Linked DNA regions of Homo sapiens: region 2 is linked to region 1. The links are chromatin loops, found by intact Hi-C in ENCODE. Cell type or tissue: ascending aorta. All regions are shown on one strand.

Region 1 (2,500 bases):
TGTTTTGAGCACCTGCTCACCGTGTCCCTGTGAAGGCACTCAGACTACCATTAACAAGTGGCATATGGGCAGCCTGGTTCCAACAAGACCACAGGCAACCAGGGTTCAAGAGGACTTTGTCCCCTTGCCATGTGCAGAGGACAACCAGAGGAAACTCTGGGGCTTTGTCAGCTGCTCTTCTCTGGACAATCCCTAAGTGAAGCAAGACCAAAGAAGATAGAGTGCTGGGCACAGCCTTTAATGGGCAGGCAAACTAAAAGCTGTGAGCAGCATGGTGGCTAAGTGCCAAGTGTGTGGTATGTCAGGGCCTTCACAATTGGTGTCAGAATTTGGAGAAGGGGAGCCACATCAGCTTGAGCAGTCAGAGAAAGTTTATTTCAGGAATAAGAATGTGTAAGTTTGACCTCGAAGGCTAAGATTGGAATAGGAAGCATAGTTGGGCCAGAGAGCAGCTATTAGTGTGACCCCAAATATATATCTGTTATTTTGGTGACAAATACCACCCTGTCCTGAAAGGATGTATAGAATTTCCAGGGACAGTGGGGCAGCTATGTAAATTGAAAAAATATTCAGAGTTACCCTTGCTTTGACTTATTTTTACTCACAATATTTAAATTATTTGGAAAGTTTAAATGAGCTAAAGGAGGTAGTGAGATGTTTTTCCTTTAAGTTTATCAAAAGAGGGTTTTAAGGACTATGAAACACTGGCCCAGGAGCAAGAAAGCTCAGGGCTGTATTTGGTGGACAAGTCTGGCCTCATGTCCTGGAAATGACATGTTTATATTAGAGCTTTATAGCTATTTTACAGAGTAAGGATAACTGTCTTCATTTCTTAGTTGAGGAAATTGGGGCTCAGAGAGGTTAACTGGCTTGTCCGTAACCATACAGCTGGTAGGTTAGGCAGCAAGGCATCAAACTCAGGGCTTCAGACTCTACATCATGCTCTTTCTTTTGTTCCATGCTGCTTACTGCTTATAGTCTTAGCTACTCTTTCTGATTGGAGTTCCTCAACTAGTAGGTCATTCTTAATTATTCCTATCACATCTTTACATTTGGCTTATGACAAATCTAGCGCCTGAAAACTCACATTTAACCCTCTGGGGGACCAGGGAGAACAGGCAAAGGGATAATTTTAGTAACACATCTCTCTAGCCCTGTTTCCCCACCACAGAAGCAGAAATTCTCTCTAGCTTCTTGTCATCCTTACATATCTAAAGAAACAATAGGAGATTCAATTGATGCTTTTAATGTAGCTCCAAGATCATGCATATTCTTTCTATTTTTGGGAACTAGCAAATGTGTTGAAAGCTCTCAATGACTATGACACACCAACTCGGAATGGGGGCGGAGCGGAAGGAGGCTGCGGACTGAAGTTAGCAACAAGGAAGTTGAGGCTGCCTGTTTTAGGCAATGTGGTCCGGTGAGAATGTGTGGTTCAGATCTGGCTTTCCAGGTTTGTATGTATTATATTATGTATGGTAAGGCACAATTCAAACCTTTCTGAGATCGAGATAAATTACATTCATACATTCTGCCTAGCTTATCCTGCTTTTGTACTTAGATTAGCCTGATAGGGCCCACTTTTTATACATGTGTCTCAAAAAGTGTTCCTGAGAATTGTGGAACTCAGTGTATGGGAATCACTCTATCCTTTTGGCCAGGATTGAGCTTGTGCACACTGAACATGGTAAAAGGAACCCAGGTTCTGAAATAGGCTTGGGGCAACATTGGCCCTCTCTGTATAGCTGAACTCTTCCTCTCCTGTGAACTTGATCCTGGGGACAACCAATAGATCAGAATCCATCTATATTCTTTTCTTATTTATATGAACAATCATTATGGGAGGAAAAAAGTAACATGATTGTTATTTTTTCAAAAGCAATTCAACGACATCTGTATTTTCCAGCCTGGGCCTTTGAGGTTGACAGAGCTATGCTGGGAAACCTTGCTATGCTGGGAATCCTGCAAGGTAGCCTTTCCCAGCCCAACTGAAAATCTCAGTATACCGCACAATGTGAAGAGTTAGGATTGGGAATGTGAGTGGGCAAAAGAAGATCCTTCATAGGGAGCACACAGCTGAGAAGTGAGTCAAGTTAGGCAATTCAGTAGAATGGAAATGGTTTAATTGAACTGTAAAATGCTAATAAAAATTAATGAGCATTTCTGACTCTGTCCAGCTGACTGAAAGAGCAGATAAAGCAGAGAGGAGGGAGAGCTGGCCCGAAGATATCTGTCAGGACAGGACTCATAGGGGCCTTCCTCAACCTGACTCAGCCATACCACATCTCCCAGCAGTGGATGTGTTCTCAGAGGAGGCTGAGGGCAGCGCCAAGAGGAGGAGGGGCTGAAAGGCCACTCCAAGATATTTATAAGATCTGACATTCCATAGGCCTATATGTCATTTCTTCCATCCCTCTATTTTCCTTTTTAACTTATGAAATATTTGACATTCAAAAAGATATAAAAATAATATAATGAGTACCCACGTGTTTACTATCCG
Region 2 (2,500 bases), 260 kb before region 1:
TGATTGTCAGAAGCAGATGACAACTCCTGGTGGGGTGGGGTCAGGGAGCTGCAGAGATGAGGCTATTAGTCTTTACCCTAGGGATTTATCTGGGCTTATTTATAGGCCATGGGTAGAAAAATATACCCCTGAGATTGGCTTATGTCCCACCATCACCTCAGCAGCCACACTTACCTGTGGGATATAAGTGGCTCTCATGTTGCAGCTCTGATTCTTAAGGTCCCAACTAAACACTTGGGGCTAAAACTATTCCTGGGAAGGAGGATGACATCAGGACTCCATTTGGAAAGCCAGGTGTCATCTAGCTCTTCTTATATCTCTGACCCTCCTGGCTATGGGATCCAAGAATCATATTTATATCATAATTAGTACCTGATTTACCTCCATTTTTTCACTGCCAGTGTTCTGTGGGTTTCAAATAGTGCCCCCTTCACTGACCACCAAACTTCAGTTTGTTTTCTACTGCTCAATTTCTGTTCTTCTACCTTATTCTACACATATTCTTACAAGCCCCTCCCTCGAAGCTTTTAATCTGGAGGTTCCCAGGGCAGACCAATATCGTAGAAAGAGGATCAACTTTGGGATTGAACAGACTCAGGTTCAAATATTTGCTCTGCAAACTTGGGCAAGTTGTATAACCTCTCTGGACCTCAATTTCTCAATATGAGGGATGGGGTGCTGAATAACATCTTCACATGAAATAGAATCTATTGATGTTCCCAGCACAGTTCCTAGCACACAGGGGTGCTCAGTGATGGTAGTAGTTTTCTTCTCCCCACTGCCCTCCACCAATTCCATATGCCCAAGAGCTCTGCCCACTGTGGGGCCAACCTGAATCTGCCCTGGTACATGAGCTGCTTCTTCTAATTATTAATTGACTCACTCACTTGCTCATTCAACAAACATTGATTGAGCAAAATAGCAAAGCCTGTGGAGTTTGCATTCTGACAACCCAGTGCTGGAAAGGACAACAGTTTTGAAGTCAGACATGCTTGGACTTGAATTTTGGCTGTGCTTCTTACTACCTGTATGATCTGGAATAGGTCACTTTACCTCTTTGAGCCTCAGTTATTTATTTGTAACCTTGGGTTAATAGTTTATACCTCACAGACAATACTGTAGGCTAAAAAGAGCTAACAGACATGAAAGTGCTTTATAAGCTCTATCCAGGCCTGGGCTGGATAGGTACATAGTTGATATTCATGAATATCTATTGATACCAATATTAAAATTTAAGATTTGCTTTCCAAATGAAGTAGAGGGGTTCTTATACTTAAGAAAAACCTAACAAAATATAATCCCAAAAACAGACACACTGAAATAGTACCCACACACATGTCACCTCACATATTGGCTGAGCTCTACTCAAACCACTTGAGACTGGGCTGACTCAGAAGCCTGTTTAGGCAGAGGCATTCAAATCATTTCCCACTGAGGTTATGTCCCTCCCAGTAGGGGTCGCTCTGGGTTGGTCTTGATCTAGAGGGTTTTAGGATACACTTAGAAGAATTTAACACCACTGGAATGAATGGCCAGGAAGCAGTTGGAAGGAATATTAAATAGGACACTGGTTTCTGAGCAGGTAAGAAGAGCTGATGTATTTTTACTCTTTATTTGAGTATTTATCTGTTGATGGTACCAGTTAGCAACATTTGATAATTGAGCCAGGTGTCAGGAGACCTTAGTTATGTTGCTGAATTTCTGTGTGTATTTTTGTGTATCACATTATGACTACAATGTGATTTTTTGTGTGTAGTCAGTTCCAATCATTCCCCTCCTGTGAGCCTTAATATCCTCATTTTGGAAATGGAAGCATTGCTATTTGGCTGTCCTGGGAACACAGATTTTACTTTCTAATTGGGTCTGATTAGATATACCCTTGGTTTTTCCTCCTACCACCTGGTTTTTGGACACATCTACTGCTCACATTTCCTCTTAATGGGTGGGTTACAGAGAGGGGTGAAAATTTAGAACTGTTTATGATACTCTGGGGAAGTGTTGGGAGGGGCACGAAATTAGAGCTATTGGTGGAAACAAGGTTTTGACAATGTTTTCATATTTTAATTAACCAAGCTCTTCATGTCACCTAAGACTTCAAATAATGAGAATTGTTAGGAACTGGGATTCTTACTTTATAATTCCAGGCAGGAGCCTGAGGTTCTTCTTTTCCCAAGATATTCCCTGAGCAATGGAAGAAGGCCCAGCATACTTCAGATACTGGTTATGAATTTCTTCTTGACTAATTTCAGCCCTTTTTCTCTCTATTACTGGCCTTACATGAGTATACCCTTCCCTCTCATGCTCCACCACCCCAATCCTGTTGGTTCTGCAAGGTGGACCAGGGTGATCAGCAACCAAGTTTCTCCCAAAGGAGCTGAAGTTTGGTCTCAACCTAAAGAGTATTCTTTCACCACAGGTAACTTGGACCAGGCCTCCAAGATGCTAGAAACCCACAAGAACATTGGTGAATACTGGAAGCTCCAGGGACCAGGAAACAAGC

The links. Hi-C counts contacts between places; a loop is a spot of excess contacts. Peaks named below come from ENCODE experiments on the same cell type or tissue, not always from the same donor. Only the 100,000 strongest peaks of a DNase experiment are listed, where the experiment ranks them.
Region 2: it touches region 1 in a loop (3-fold over the local background); 1 of 110 quality-filtered maps calls a loop at or near these places.

Annotation. Positions count from the first base shown.
Region 1 is chrX:63,656,858-63,659,357 of GRCh38, reverse strand. All of the region lies in intron 7 of ARHGEF9 (Cdc42 guanine nucleotide exchange factor 9), which reads left to right. Among named protein-coding and RNA genes, the nearest start is that of ARHGEF9-IT1, 13 kb to the left of the region's middle. In ascending aorta, no CTCF peak of the experiment used is centred here; DNase peaks (open chromatin) are centred at 277, 1,357 and 2,297; H3K27ac peaks cover 2,404 bases.
Region 2 is chrX:63,917,735-63,920,234 of GRCh38, reverse strand. No RefSeq gene overlaps it. Among named protein-coding and RNA genes, the nearest start is that of MIR1468, 130 kb to the right of the region's middle. In ascending aorta, a CTCF peak has its summit at 1,454 (motif pointing right); a DNase peak (open chromatin) is centred at 1,432; H3K27ac peaks cover 1,826 bases.